Linked DNA regions of Homo sapiens: region 1 is linked to region 2. Evidence: chromatin loops called from intact Hi-C (ENCODE). Cell type or tissue: psoas muscle. All regions are shown on one strand. Each heading gives the region's core, and the rest is flanking DNA. Links, peaks and the distances in the headings are about the cores only.

The links. A loop is a pair of places that touch in the nucleus more often than their neighbours do. Peaks named below come from ENCODE experiments on the same cell type or tissue, not always from the same donor. Only the 100,000 strongest peaks of a DNase experiment are listed, where the experiment ranks them.
Region 1: a loop joins it to region 2, with 5 times the contacts of the local background. A loop is called at or near these places in 4 of 110 quality-filtered maps.

What each region holds. Positions count from the first base shown.
Region 1 is chr3:112,747,351-112,755,691 of GRCh38, reverse strand. LINC02042 (long intergenic non-protein coding RNA 2042) reads left to right here and starts at 6,373. Exons shown (of 5, transcript NR_110017.1): 1 at 6,373-6,461. In psoas muscle, for the core only: no CTCF peak of the experiment used is centred there; no DNase peak of the experiment used is centred there.
Region 2 is chr3:112,809,971-112,818,311 of GRCh38, reverse strand. CD200R1L (CD200 receptor 1 like) reads left to right here. Exons shown (of 8, transcript NM_001199215.3): 8 at 2,337-2,601. The coding sequence ends at 2,349. CD200R1L-AS1 (CD200R1L antisense RNA 1) reads right to left here. Exons shown (of 3, transcript NR_149027.1): 2 at 3,585-3,649. Among named protein-coding and RNA genes, the nearest start is that of CD200R1L-AS1, 12 kb to the right of the region's middle. In psoas muscle, for the core only: a CTCF peak has its summit at 3,850 (motif pointing right); no DNase peak of the experiment used is centred there; H3K27ac peaks cover 502 bases.

The DNA of each region.
Region 1 (8,341 bases), core at 155-8,154, 63 kb after region 2:
TGGAAATGTTTGTTATCTTGATTTTTGCGATGACTTTAAGGGTGTATAATATGTCAAAACTCATCAACTTATACACTTTTAATGTGTGAAGTGTACTTCAATTATATCTCAAAAAATGTAAAAGAATTTTAAAATGACATAGGCAGAGCAAAAGAAAAAAATTAAACAAAGAATAAAGATAAACCATGTTACATAATTTTAACAACTGTTGAATATGGATGCTAAATACAGAGAGGTTCATTATATTTTGCGCATTTTAGAAAATTTTCATAATATCATTTTTGGAAGTACAATTAACATGCCCATTTGGGAATTATACCCTGCAGAGTTGGAGAGATATAAACTTTTTTTTTTTTTTTTAAAGACAGAGTCTCGCTCTCTTGCCAGGCTGGAGTGCAGTGGCGCAATCTCGGCTCACCGCAATATCTGCCTCCTGGGTTTAAGGGATTCTCCTGCCTCAGCCTTTCAAGTAGCTGGGATTACAGGCGTGAGCTACTGCGCCTGGCTAATTTTTGTATTTATAGTGGAAACGGGTTTTTGTCATGTTGGCCAGGCTGGTCTCGAGCTCCTGAACTCAAGTGATCTGCCCGCCTCGGCCTCCCAAAGTGCCGGGATTATAGGCATGAGCCACCGTTCCCAGCCTAAACTTCAAATCTATAGCCATTACATGGTTTGGTGACTCAAAAGTTATAACACGTAGGTCAAGAAACCAGTGGCAGAAGGAGTGATTCCTCTCACTGTCACTCCCAGTGACCCTCTCAGGACATTTGTACTTCCATTCTAGCACTTTTAGGCTCTGCTGCAGTGGAGGTACTAGTTCACAGGTGTTAAAGTGAACTAAATATGGCCTGAGAAGGACTCCGTAGTTCTACATTTGAGTCCCTGTGGACCAACCGGAACACAACTTAATAGGCAAACATGATTGAAACCTAACTTAGGACTAAGTTAGTTAAGTCTTGGCCAATCCCAGCAGCAGTACGTCAACCACTCATACACTGCTGTGAGTGTTCAAACTGTGTTCAAGTAAGGCAAACACCAACCTATAACCAATCCAGCCGTTTTGTACCTCACTTCCAATTTCTGTACGTCACTTTCCGTTTTTTTTTGTCTGTAAATTTGTTCTGACCACGAGGCATCCCTGGAGTCTCTCTGAATCTGCTGTGATTCTGGAGGCTGCCTGATTAGTGCATCATTTTGTTTTCTTGCTCAATTAAACTCCGTACAATTTAATTTGTCCGAAGTTTTCTTTTAACACAGGGAAGAGTCACAATTATTAGGGAATACTGTCAGTGTGCCATTAAAACTAAAGCAGAGGTCTCACATACTTTGCTCTCAGGGATCTTTTACACTCTTTGCAGACCAATGAGTTTTATTTGTGTGGGTTTTTCTCTACCACTAAATACCCTATTCATAATTAAAACTAAAAATTTTCTTTAGTATTTTAAAATGTAAATAAATTTTAGTATTTAAAATGTAAATAAATATGGTTATTTTAAAATAACCATAGTAAACCCATTACGTTATTATAAATAACACATTTTAATGAAAAATAAATTATTTCCAAACCAAAAAGGTTTAATGAGAGAATGCCATTGTTTTATATTTTCACAAAACCTTTAAATATCTGGTTTAATAGGACATAGATTCTCATATCGGCTTCAGTATTCACTCTGCTGTGATATGTTGTTTTTGTTTAAGTACATGAAGAAAATTTGGTCTCTTGCAGATACGCAGTTGAAAATAGTGGACCTCTGTCACTGGGAACTCTCAGGGCTCTTCAGACCTCTCTTTGAGATCTTCTTACCTAAAGATATAACTTCCTCCTAATCATTTTGGATTCCACATACTAATAGATCAACAGTAAAGACGAGAATTACTATAGTGGGAGTGGTCATTGGTCCTGATTACTGTAAATAAATCAGATTGCTTAGCCAGGTGCCGTGGTTCACGCCTGTAATCCCAGCAATTTGGGAGGCCAAGGCAGGCAGACCATGAGGTCAAGAGATCAAGACCATCCTGGCCAACACGGTGAAACTCCATCTCTACTAAAAATACAAAAATTAGCCAGGCATGGTGGCATGTGCCTGTAGTCCCAGTTACTCAGGAGGCTGAGGCAGGAGCATCACCTGAACCCAGGAGGTGGAGGTTGCAGTGAGCTGAGATCACACTACTGCACTCCAGCCTGGTGACAGAGCAAGACTCTGTCTCGAAAAAAAAAAAAAAAAAAAAAAGAAAAAAAAGAAAAGAAAAGAAATAGGATTGCTCATACGAAATGCCAGCAGGAAAGATGTCTAGAACTCAGTAAATTCATTGGGGCACTTTTTATTGAGTTCATGCACTGTGATCCTTATGACCAGGTAATTCAAGCAGTCATAGTTTAACAAGAGCATAGTAATCAGGGACTCAGATCCCCCAGGAATGAAAGTGTATGTTATCACACGAAGCAAACAACCTAGACTAGCAGGACTGCTAAACAAGGGGTAGAAGAGGGAGATAGCAATTATCAGGGGTGACTTTGGGATCAACTGCAGCTGTCTAGATTGTATCTTACCCTATTAAACTTTCTGTTGTCTTTCTTCTTTTTTTCCCCTCTTTTGAAATTCTGACCAATCATCTCCTGAAAAATCAGTGTCAGGATTGTGTCCATTTAACATGGGACCCAAAGGAATCTGAGTGATACAAAGGCTGGACTGCAGCAGACACTGTTGGTGCCCAACCCATATCCTCTCAGCACTCACTAGTTCCTTACATGCTGGTGGCTTTCTACTCCAAGCTCCTGAGACCCAGGACACTCAACACCATACAAGAAGGGCAATGGAAGTTCTTGGAAAGATGATGTCTGCCAGATCTGTCCCACAGATCCTGGCCAAGCAATGGGTAAAAGGAGTACTCAGGGCTGGGCACCGGTGGCTCACGCCTGCAATCCCAGCACTTTGGGAGGCCAAGGTGGGCGGATCACAAGGTCAAGAGATTGAGACCGTCCTGGCCAACTTTGTGAAACCCTGTCTCTATTAAAAATACAAAAATTAGCTGGACGTGGTGGCACGCACCTGTAACCCCAGCTAGTCAGGAGGCTGAGGCAGGAGAATTGCTTGAACCCGGGAGGTGGAGGTTGCAGTGAGCCGAGATCGCACCACTGCATTCCAGCCTGGCGACAATGTGAGACTCTGTCTCAAAAAAAGAAAAAAAAAAAAAGAAAGAAAGGAGTACTCAGACACAGGTATGCAGTGTAAAAGCAGCTAGGGGACTGCCCGGCACTAGTTGCCAAAGAGTGAGCAGTCTCTAACAGCTGGAGCTACTTGCTTTTATTCAGTACTGACATAATGCCAAAGCCTGGAGCAAACACAATCTGTGGGTAATTAACATTATTGTTCCTCTGTGTCACATGCATGGATGATCAAAGGTGGGTTCCTGGTCAACATAAGTAAACAGGCCTGTTTAAGATAAATTCCCCTACACTTCCTTGTACCTACTCCTTGCCCTCTGACTCAAGGGCAGAGAACAGCTGCCTTCAGCTCTTCTCCCCCAAAGCTATGCAGAGCCTTCTGAATAGTCAGAGCCTTTCCCTGTTGCTTCTCCCACCACTCTGACCAATCTCCTACAGATGTCCCTGGAGCATCCCTCAACCAATGATGAAAGGCAGTTGGTGGATAAATACCCCAGTTCCTTACACCTTGGTTGGGAAAACTCTGAGATGTGTTATGTGTAGTGTCCTAGAGGTCCCCTGTGGGATAAGTCCCAGTTGCCACAGAAGTAAATGGCTCATTATCACACCCCGTTATTCTTTTTTCTTTTCTCTATTTCACTTCACCTCTCCCTGACCCTTGATTCCTTGGCTATGACATCAAATAAATTGCTAGTACTTAAATCTTTGTCTTGACAACTGCTTCTGGGAGAACCAAGTGAAACTTATCTGACCTGGGTGTCATTACAGCAGAGGCATTCCACCTAAGTAACAATTACATGCATTCAAATAAACTGTTCACAGTAGATTTATGTGCTACTTAAATCATGTGCTTCCACATAAAGATGTAAGGTTATAGCAACCTGAAACATAATAAATTAAAAAAATGTGATGTGGAAAAAGAAAACAATGGGTGGGTGGATGGGCGACTAGATGGCTGAGGAGATATGTTGCCATAGCAGGGCCCTTCTTATTATGTTATGGGGAGGCATGAGCTTGGCATGCAGACTGGTCACTTCTTGAACTACTTTTTCTTTTTCTTTTTGGTCACCCTTGCATTCTAATGTGTTAGCATTCTGTTTCCAATATGTGTTTAGCACTCTTTAAAATTTATTGTAAATAAAATTATTTCCATCAAAACTCTATGATCAGCCTTAGATATATCGTTCCATATACTTCTTGTGAAATTCCCATTTTACAAAGAAATGTATATATGGACTTTCACAATAATTCTTTAAATGCAAGAGAGAACAAACATTTTGTCATGTTGTAATCATTCTTCTGGTTAAAAAAAAAAGCATATATTTGGATTGGTTAAGAAAAAAAAAGAGGATATAGAAAATGGCTTATACAACTGCAGCTGTAAGCCAGATTTAAAAGTCCAAAATAGCTACTATATGTACATTTGTGGAGAACTGTATTTGTGTGTTTGTTTCATGATAGCATGATATACAGGCTACCTTTACTGCTAGTTTTGGAGAATTTAAAGCTATTCTTAAAACAGAGCTTTAAATTTTTATCTTGGGAACAATCATTGAACAAACTGGCTAAAATGTAGATTCCTGGGTGCCACTCAAGCCTTACTGAATCACAATCGTTAGCCTGGGGCTCAGGAATCTGCATTTTAAGTGATAATCCCTGGAGATCCTACTGTGGATGGTTCTTGAGTCAGACTCTGACAAACACATAGGCTCTCTTGACTAGAACTCAAGTGGAAATCTTACATTAAAATTTGTCAAAGTTTTAAGAGGGAACTCTGGAGGGACAAATTTTAAAATGGTGCTGTCTATGTTGAGGTCAATTAGGAGGAAATTAGAAACCTGAGTAGGATCCCATGTGAAGCTGGGTCAACTTTTGGTAAACATCTCAGATATTAGGACAAGGTCTGTAAACCCAGGCCCCAGCTAGCTATGGAACAATTATGTGGTACTTCGAAAGTCAGACAAATTTGATCCACTGGTATATTATTTGCTTGTGTCCCTGTTGTTCTCTCTTGGCATGTAACAAAGCCGTCTTGGAAGTTACAGCTTGATTGTATCTATAGCAGACTTTAAAAGGTAATTTACACTCCTCTGGGTCCAAATATGGTGGTGGCTACAGTGTCTAACTTCGGAGAACCCCATGTAGAAGTGTGAGATTTGGAGGGATAAAATTGGAGCTGTTTAATAAGCTCCCTACTTCTACACTGGATTTTCATTTCTGGATAGTCATTGAAAGTTCTGGGTTTTATTTTAATAGAAAAGTAATTTTCCCTACCAGCTTCCTGGGTGTTTGTAATGAACATTTTAAGCCAGTTTTCAGCTACAAGTAGTAGAAAACTGCAAGAAAATTAATTTAAGCAAGGAAATGAATAAATCCGTAGGTAGGGTGGGCTGCAAAAATGGCTGAGTTCGTGACTCAACAAAGTCTTCAGACATTGTGATATTTTCCATTTCTCTCTGTCTCACAGCTTTTGAACATCTTAAGGTTGCCTCCTCAATTTTAGGGGATTATAATATGTTATAAGGTTATTGGAGTTATATGGGATTATAAGATAGCTGCCATTAGGAATCAAGGAGATATGCTTTTTTTTTTTATGTCCAGCAGGATAGAGCAATCGCATCTCTTCCAATCTTGAAATAAAAGTCATTTCCTTTTATCTAACTGGGCCAGTGCCCCAGGTAGTTCACACTCCCCAGCCCTGGACCAGTAGCTGAAACAAGAGGGAATACCATGAGATAATTGGCTTAAGCCTGGATCCTGGACCAATCACTGACAATGGGGATGGGATAACCATGCTTGGATCGATAAGAAGCCACCCCCAAACTGGGAATAGGGTCAGCTTCCCCTAAGTAACAAGGACTACAAAGAAAAGGGGTAGTGGACACCTAAAAATATTTGGGATCTGTTTGGAAAAGATGGAAAAGGGAATAGATACTAGAGAAGCAATCAGTGGTTGACTATACTTAACGTTACAGAGCTTTCCATTTAAAGGTCTCTATCCCAGCCTACATGTAAACTTCTGCCACCCAATCTTTCCACATACAGTTGGAGAGCCTCTTCCCTATGACCCGTGGAAGATTCCAGGGAGCCCCTCAGGCTTAAGGTGTTTTGGAATGTAGTGGCAAGGTGGCTCATAGAGTGCCACCACAAAGAGCATAACATTCTATGGCAAGAATGGTTGCTGTGCCCATCAGGCAGTCAATTTAGTGAAGTCATGATACAGATGGAGAAATAGTCCCCCTGAGGTCTTGCGCACAGATTTTAAGATGATTCTCACTTACAAGAACACTGAGTGGTAAGTTGAGAAAACTATGATTCTCATGTTCAAGACTATTTTCCAATTGTTCACCCTATATTTCCTGTTCAATGCCCCTTTACCCACTTTCTCTGCCCCAACCTGTTTTCCCAGATAATTCTCCCCATCTAGTAACTCCCCTTTCCTTTTGCTCATTATCCCCAACTTTTAGTACTTTCCAGAGTGCCAGCTCTGGACCCTTTATCCTTCAGGCTCAAAGCCCTGTACTATTTTATTTTCTCTGGTGCAATTATCCTCCATAACTGAAATCCAGAGCTCAAATCACTAACAACTAAAAGCTAACTTCTAAGGATGCTTAGTCATCATACACTTCCTAGAAGGGAATAAGAAATATTTACCTTCCCGGCTGGGCGCGGTGGCTCACGCCTGTAATCCCAGCACTTTGGGAGGCCGAGGCGGGCGGATCACAAGGTCAGGAGATCGAGACCATCTTGGCTAACACGGTGAAACCCCGTCTCTACTAAAAATACAAAAAATTAGCCGGGCGCGGTGGCGGGCGCCTGTAGTCCCAGCTACTCGGGAGGCTGAGGCAGGAGAATGGCGTGAACCTGGGAGGCGGAGCTTGCAGTGAGCCGAGATTGCGCCACTGCAATCCGGCCTGGGCTAAACAGCGGGACTCCGTCTCAAAAAAAAAAAAAAAAAAAAAAAAAAAAAAAAGAAATATTTACCTTCCCTCCTGGGTGTGGGGAGTGATGGGAACCAAGTGGGAGCAGAGAAAGTTCCCTCCCTCCTAGAATGGGTTTAATTACTCCTTCCCTTGCAAAGAAGCAAAGAGAAACAGAAAACAGGTAGTGATGTCACCATATCAAAACTGGTTAAAAACTCATATGCTGTTACCTTTATATTACCATATGCTGTGTCTTGTATGTTCAGAATAATTTCTTATAATTAAGGGAAGAAAATTATGATGCCCTTAGAGCTTCATGTGTGTTGGCTTCTGTTCGTCCTCTGTTTGATCATGTCCCAGTGGGCTGGTGGAAAGGATCTGGTGAAAGTGATTTCTTTATAAATTTCTCTTTTATTATTACATTATCTGGGCCCTGGTCACCAAATCTCCCCAGCATCCTTGGCTTAGGTGGAATATTGTTACACTGAGCAGCTTGGATATCCTTGTAGTGTGGAAATGAAAAATGAATAAGAAAAATCAGTTGTGCTTTCATTAGAAAAATCCTTAGATACTACAATGTGCAAGTCAGAGGATTATGGGAATAAGTGATACCAGAAAAAAACCCACCTTGCTCTCTGTTGAGCCAACTCTTGAAGCTTTAAGGACTGAAATATTTTTCTGGTGTGCATAGATAAAGACTTAAAGTTTCAGGTTTGCTTGTCTCTTATTAAAAGGAAGAAAAATATGTCTCTCCCTCCCACCTTTAACCACTTCATTTCAGACCGCAGAGCTTATTAATATTCAGTAATATGTCTAGGCTTGAACAGATAAAAATAGCCAAGCCTTTCATTTAGAAACAGACTTCTCTAAGCACAAGCTTATTTTCTCTATCGCTGCAAGTATAACTGCCTGTCTCTGCAGATAGATCATCCGTCTCCTTCCAGTGACCAGCATGTGAAATGATGGTCACTGTCACTTATTTTGTTTCATGAAAGGCTGCCTGTTAGCACATTTGTCTGTTTCTCTTTCAACCATACTTGAACCTGCACCCCCCCCCCAAAATATTAAAATACGTTAAATATCTGTTAAATATCCCTTCTATCTGTTAAGGGGAAGATTATCCTTCAGTAAGAGGTGATCCTTGGTCACCCCCAATGTTAGCATTATCTGCACATTATAGAGCTGTGCTGTTTAATACAGCAGCTGCTAGTCATGTGAAGATTTTACATTTAAATTTATTAAAATAAAATAA
Region 2 (8,341 bases), core at 75-8,074:
ATGGATTAATGATGCTAAGAGTAAGACACTGGTGAAATCCTTGTATCTTCTAGGGCCACTGTAAACTGAGATCCTATATTCACTTGATACAGATGGTAATCCTATAGTAAAAAGTGATTTTTTATTTAAAAGAAGACTTTTCTTATTTAAAGTAGCAAGTTGATATGTTTTGGCTGTGTCCCCACAAAAATCTCAACTTGAATTGTATCTCCCAGAATTCTCACGTGTTGTGGGAGGGACCCAGAGGGAAGTAATTGAATCATGAGGGCTGGTCTTTCCCGTGCTATTCTCATGATAGTGATAGGTTTATCTCAAGATCTGATAGGTTTATCAAGGGTTTCTGCTTTTGCTCTTCCTCATTTTCTCTTGCTGCCACCATGTAAAAAGTGACTTTCACCTACCCCCATGATTCTGGGGCCTCCCCAGCCATGTGGAACTGTAAGTCCAATTAAACCTCTTTTTGTTCCAAGTTTTCGGTATGTCTTTATCAGCAGCATGAAAACAAACTGGTGATTTGGCCTATTACTTTTATTTTTAGCAAAGCCCTAAGGGAAAAAATGAATGCATAAATTGGATGATATTATATGCATATGGTTATTTAATTGCTGAAACAAACAGGCCCTACATCTCAGTGTATTCACACCACAAAAATTTAATTCTTGCTCACATCACACTCTAGTGCAGTTGGTGGGGCTGAGGCAGGGCAGAGAAGAGAGGTGTTGCTTTAAGCTGTCACTTTATCTTATGGCTCTGCCCTTCTCAGAATATTTTCTAGTTCAGCTGGTGAATAGGAAACAGGGAGACAGAATAGAGGATGTTATGTGGGAGGTGTTTATGGGCCAGGCCTGGAGTAGTAATCACTTCTGCTCACATTCCATTGGTTAGTTCTTAGTAGCATAGCTATATTAACATCCACAGAGGTTGGAAAATGTAGTCTAGCTGCCTTGGAAGAAAAGGAATCAGGTTCACTGCAACATCTAGCCCAGTCTCTGCCCATAATAAAGAATAGAACAAATACTAAGATTAACACTTACCTTTTTGTAATTGAACATAAGTAAAAAATAACTAAATTAGTAAATTATATATATACTATATATAATATGATGTAAGCTGTTGTGTGCCTTTCTTTTTTATTATAATTCCCTTATGTTTAAGACAGGGCATAGAATGGGAATCAGTCCATTAATACAATTTTATAACAGACTAAAAAAATACTACACTGCGGCAGAGATTGCTTGTTACCTGGTTGTATTAGTCTGTTCTCATGCTGCTAATAAAGTCATATCCAAGACTGGGTAATTTATAAAGGAAAAGGTTTAATTGACTCACAGTTCCACATGGCTGGGGAGGCCTCATAATCATGGTGTAAGGCAAGGAGGAGTAAAGCTACGTCTTACATGGTGACAGGCAAAGAGAGAGTGTGTGCAAGGGAACTCCTGCTTATAAAACCATCAGAACTCATGACACTTATTCACTACCATGAGAACAGCATGGGAAAGACCTGCTCCCATGATTCAATTACCGCTCACCAGGTCCCTCCCATATGGGAGCTACAATTGGAATTGATTTCCATTGATTATGGAATTGATTATGGGAGCTACAATATGGAATTGATTTCCATAACACATGGGAATTATGGGAGCTACAATTCAAGATGAAATTTGGGTGAGGACACAGCCAAGCCATATCACTGGTCCAATGCTCATCCTCCCCTTTCTCCTTGTGGCAGATGAGTATATCCATGACTCTAAATCTTCACCTCTCCGTCTATCCATGTAATTTTTCAGTTGACTTTAGAGTTCTTTCCATACAGAGAGTACATATTTATCCATCCTATGCAGTTTGCTTTGGCCAACAAAATGAGGTGGAAGTGTTAATGTATCTGTTTTGAGCACAGGTCTCAAGAAGTTCTGTTCTACTCGTTACTCCATGAGAACATGCCTGGCCTATCCAGATGGAGGATGAGAACCATGTAGATCAGAGCTGTGTCCCCTCAGTCCCATCCCTACCTCTCTGTTGAGGCCAACCTAGAAGATGCAATAGTCAGCCATCCCCTAAACATATGAGTAAGCTCAGTCAAGATGAGAAGACCTGACCTCCACTTGATCCCAGGCATATAAGCAATTGTTGCCACAGAGGTTTTATGGTTGTTTGTTATACAGCATTCCTGGTGTCTTAGGTAATTGACACATTGATTAATAGCATAACTCCAATTTAATTTATTATTGGAATGTACTTAGCTAAAAGGCATTTCTCAGTTTCCTTTGCTGAGTATGCCCACTTGCATAAGCTCTGGAAAATGAGATATAAATACAAATCTTGTGTAATACTTTCAGAAAAGTTCTTTAAAGAAGAAGGAAGGGTCTTCTTTTGCTTCTCCTCCTTGTCTCTGGACTGCAACATTGGTGAGATGAGTGATGGTCCAGCAGTGAACTTGGGCCATGGATGATGTTAAGGATAGAAGCCACTCAGTAGGATAGAAGAAAAGAAAGATGGAAGAAGGATCCTGGGCTTGATGACCATGAAGTTTCCCTATAAACCCTCAACCACCTATTCATTGACTTCTTTTGTGTTAGAGTGAATAAAATTTTGTTCATGCCAGTGTTATTTTTGGTTTTACTCTACACGCAGCTAAACTTAATACTAATTGATACAAATACCTAGTTTGTTAATCTGAAGGTTTGTGTCAATCTTGCTACAAATTATTTTCTACTCATATCCATTTTCATGTCCAATTTTTGTTCTTCCCCTAGTGACAATGAAACAGATGTTCCTACTCATGTGCAATTGTTATGGTCTATTTTCATTCTGCCCATAGAGGTAATGAAAAGATGTAACTTCAGAAGATAGGAATCATAGATATGAATGTTATCTCTATGACAGTTCAAGAAAAATTGTTGGTTATATAAATGCAAGGGATGCTCTGGGCTTGTTGTGGGAAGGGGCTTGAGAACTTGGAGATACATAAAAATGATCTAATAGCCAATCCCTAGATGTGTGAGAACATGTCTACATTATGGGATTCAGAAGGAAGATAAAGATACCGTTATGGGCTTTTAGAGAGAATGTGAGTAGGAGAAACAGGAGAACTGAAATCTATGAAATTTTATTTGTATTAAATTTGTATTAATTCTTTTTTCCACTGGATGAACTTTATTGTTTCTAGAAGAGATTTATGTGAATTCACGTAATTTCTTTATCCCATTCTCACTGCCATGATTAGATTGAAAGAGTAAAAAGCTACAGCTACTACCCCCATCCTCCCACTGCTATATAAAGATAAAAAAAACTCCACTTTTTTTTTCTGAACCCTCTCATGTGTTCATATAGAGCTGACCTTTGAACAACATGGGGGTTAAGGGTGCTAACTCCCCATGCAGTGGAAAACTTGCATATAACTTTTGACTCCCCCAAAACGTTAACTACTAATAGCCTACTGTTGACCAGAAGCCTTACTGATAACATAAACAGTGATTTATATATAGTTTGTACGTTATATGTATTGTTTACTGTATTCTTACAATAAAGAAAGCTAGAGAAAAGAAAATATTAAGAAAATCATTAGGAAGAGAAAATGTATGTACTATTTATTAAGCGGAAGTAAATCATCATAAAGGTCTTCATCCTTGTTGTCTTCACATTGAGTAGACTGAAGAGGAGGAGGAAGTAGAGAGGTTGGTTTTGCTGTCTCAGGGGACGCAGAAGTGGAAGAAATCCACATATAAGTAGATCTGTGCACTTTCAACTTGCTGTTCCAGGGTCAATGATATACATGCCCAACAAATTAACTGTGGTCCTAAATACAGGGAGACTGGGAGCAATTTTTAGCAGAACACAATTGAGAGCCACTAGATGGTGCTTCAACTTAAGTCTCTTAACATTTCGAAGCAAGCTAAGACCTACTAACCTTAAGCAATGTAATCCTGCATTAAAAAAAATTTTTTTCCATACTTCTCCATTTACAAATTCTTTAGGTCTTCTTGGGTGGTTTTGGAACAATTACAGAAGGAGAATAAAATGGTTTAACTTGAAATTAAGGGGAAAAAAATCTTTTTGGTTCCTAAACTTGAATTGTACTACCCTTTTCATTTAATGTTAGTAAAAAACATTTTGTTTACCAAACAAGATAAAGGGATATTAATAGATTCACTTCGGGGAATGGGGAAATGTGAGGATATTTTAGTGGTTAAACCAAGATTAGTACTTGTTTCTTAAACTAGAGAGTTGAGATCACCCAGTCATAAAATGCAAATAGCTGCTTGCTCATGTTAATAGCAGCAGATGGTTAGAGCTACAGATGAAATTAAGTGGCCTTCTTCACTTCCTAGATCCTCCTCCATATCTCCTCCCCCATCATCTTTTAGAGGCATGTGTGGTATTCTAAAGTTAAAAGGAAGCTACGGATAATTGAGGTCAACTTCCTCATTTTGAAAAAGAGGAAACTGAGACTCTCAGAGTTAAGTGAACATGGAGTGTTACTAAGAAGCCAGCTGGCCTACTTGGCTTGTTGCTGAGAGGAAGGCAGCCACCCTAAGGCCACAGTCAGACATGGCACAACTAGGGGAAGAGGGCTGACCATCTCTTTCTTGGTCCCCATCTTACTAATGAGGACTGAGAGCCCTTCACAAGCTTTCCCTCCTGTCTGATTGGCCAAGACTGTATGACAATTCTTTAGCCAATCCCTGGCAAAGGGACTGAGATTTTGCTTATGTTGATTAGTCCTTTCATGCAGATGGGACTAAGATCAACACCTTTCTTCAGACACACATCTTGTGGGAGAGGAGTGAGTGGGACTTGAACAAAATTGGGGCTTTGTTAAGAAGGAGAAATGAAGTATGTGTGTGAAGCCTTGATGAGGGGGATGATAGTAGTCAAACTTAATTTTAGAAGGCACATAAGAACATTGAAGGTGGACGCAGGCAGGGAAGAAAGGCATGCTGGGAAGAGAGGACAGCATGGATGAAGGCAAAGTAGTGTAACAGGGTGTGTCTCTTTCAGGGCAATGGGGAAATTGTCCATATCATCTCCTCACACAAACTCTACATTTCATGAGGTCATCTGAGGACAGAAGACTGCTATTAAGAATGCCAGGAGAGTTTTGCAGGACAAGCAAATCTTGATCAATTTACAATGTTTTCTGAACAGAATGTCCAAATATTCTGACTGATTCACCCAACATTGATTTTAAGATTAAATAAGGAGCCAAGAACATTGGTTTATACAAAGTAGAGAACCAAAGAGAGGCTGGGGAGAGGCAGTGAGTCTGACAGACGATGTCTCTAATCTCAGAAGGGTGGGACTTGGTTTCTGAGCTGGGTAAAGCTGGCAGAGTAGAGACAATTCTCCTTATTCTGGTTTTTCTTGATAAAACATGAAAATTATTCTTGCTCTTAACCCAGTTGAAGAGAGGGCTTGGGGAATAATCTTTATACATTTCTAAATGTCCTTGTGAAAAGTGTCATAGAAACCCAAAGTCTTATTATCCATCCTACCTGTTTCCAAATGCTCCTCATGCACACATTGGTGTGTTCCTCCCTAGAATGTCTCTTCTCCTTAAGACATGGGGGGCCAACACACAGATAAAACATTTTTAGTTGTGACTTCTTCAGTTTGAAGCTCCCACATGTTGAGGAGGGAGCTCTTCAGAGTATAATAGTCACCAGGGAGGAAAGAAATAAGCATCTCTGCACAGGGGAAGGAGGTCATGGGGCTAATCAAGAGAATTTGTAAATATGACAGGAGGGTGACAAAAAACATTCACAGGCTCACATTCAGAAAAAGTAAATTTAACAAGATAACACTAAAACAAGAGGAATCGTGAAGTTCAACCAAATGTTATGACTTTTAAGGGAAAACAATATGAATATCTTTCCAAATCACTGTCATGATTTGCCTGTTCCTAAGCATGCCATCCTCCTGGGAAACAGGTTGTATGTGATTATGAGACTAATCGTTTACTCTTGTTTCTTAACATAATAAAAATGCCTGACTACATCAAAACTTTTCAGTTTCTCCTTAATGTTATCTTTCTGAAAACAGACAGCAAGAGACCTGCTGAGGAGGGCAGTCTGTGGCTAAGATGAGAGTTTACTATACTTCTGAAGGACATTTTATCTACCATGCTGCTTCCTGGGTGCTGTGAGGCCACAGAACCTGGAGAGGAAGCAGGTCTCCTCTGTCGTGGGCACTGCGTGGTCAGGTCATGCTGTTGAGAAGATTAATCTCAGATGTTACTGCCGAGCCTTGGAATGGACATAAACACTTCCGCGGACCTGAGTGAAGCCGTGTGGGAGACAGGAGCCAGACCAGGTCTTTTGTGTGTGTGTCTCACTGCAGAGCTTACAGTTTATTTGCAATTCCTGCACTCCCAACTTTAAGGCTTTTTGCTGAGGACACCATCTGCGACATAACACCTTCAAAAAAACTCTCCCACAAACTTTCCCATATTCCATGTAATGGAAAATTGCAACACAATTTACAAGACATTGAAAACCAAGGAGTGGCCCAAGATGTCAGCTCCAAGAAGCTACAGTAAATGTCTTGGGACCAGAAAGAATGATTAAGCAACTGGCATTCCAGCAAGAAGCATCTGTCTTTTGTCACTCTCCCCAAAGCAACATATAAATGTGCAGAGGAAGGCTGCTATTTCAGTAGGGGCAAAGGAGGTCAGCTGTTTGTAACATTTTCCATCATTCTCTCACAACTAAAACCCAAATCCCATTACTTTCCAACTGCCTATCAGGAGAGGGTGTTTGCTGATGCAGCCCAAGGGTGCCTAATCGCTATCCCCAGTAACCCATGGCAGCCCTTGCATCCTGGAGGATGATTAAATGGCAGATCCTAGGGAGGAGTTGGATGTGAAACCTTAGCCCTATGCCAAACTGGGCTTAGGTTTTTACTTTTTTTTTTTTTTTTTTTTTTTTTGCTTTTTTTTAAGATTTCTATCCAAAACATGCTTTCCTTGGCAGCCTCCCCAGAGGACTGTGAAGTCATAGGGCATAAATTATCCAACTCTTACCTCTGCAGGATGGTAAAACAGATTTAAGAAGACTTGCAAATTGCAGCTGTTCTTGGGCAAGGGCTCTGGCCAGGTCGAAACCAGCAGATCCACCGGTAGTGCACACACATACACACAGGCTGTGTGACAATCCATCTTCAGCTGCCATCGAACACTAGAGCAAGGCTATCTGTGTTCACCCAATCACTCCAGCTTTGTGCTTAACTTCTCACAGTTAATTGTTCTTTTCTTTAATGACTACTTTTCAAAAAGACTAGGAAGTGTGGAATTTATCAGTATTTCTTATTAATGGGTAAAAGATTAAATAGTTGCATCCTACCTTTTCAGTCTATTCTCTGCCACACTCCTTTTATTCCTAACCACACACCCACTGTCCAGCTTTCTTAGAAATTTCTCTCTATCCTTTCCTTACTGCATATTCTGCCTTGGCTTGTGCTGTTTCTTCTAAGATGAAGGTCTTTACCCTCACCCGTATCTTACAAAAGGCTGTTTTCTCTTCAGAGCTACTGCATCTGTGAAAAATTCCTCGGTGCCTGGTTCTGACTTAGGCATTGCTCTACCATAGCAATTCTTTTTATGGTATTTTCTGGATGATCAAGGCCCTAGGCTTTACAGGTATTTGTTTTCATGTGTCTCCACCACTAAGTTGTGAGATTCATGAGGGCAGACAACATATCTCATTTACTTTGCTGTCTTTCAAACTGCCTAGCACGATGTCTTATATATAGGGAATACTTAACAAACATACACTGAATTTGAATTTAAAAACTCAAGAACTGAGAAATATATGACCACTAAAGGGATACATGGATACATTCAGCACATGAATAAATAAAGTTCTATATGACAAAGAATTAGATACAATATTTGCAACATATGTAAGACAAATTGAATACGTGAATGCCAACAAATCCAAAGAAAAAGACAGAAAATCCCATAAACACATGGGCAAAGGAAATAAAATGTCATTTTACAAGATAGGAAAAATGAATGTTTAATAAACGTATGAAGTGATATTCAAACTAAAGAGTAATAAGAGAAGTGCTAATTAAAAATAGCTGAGATATCATTTTTTCATATATCACATTGGTAAAATTAATAATTTTGATAGTATTAACTATTAAAAGAGGTGTAGGGAACATGCAGTTTCTGATGGGAGTGCAAGTTAACACATCCATTTCAGAGAGCAGTTTGCCAATATGACCTAGTAATTCCACTTTTCAGTGTCTACTCAAAGTACTACTATTTGTGTGCACGAGGAGGTAAATATTACAACATGACTTGTAATAGCCAAAAAAAATGGGAAATAAACCTTACTATCCT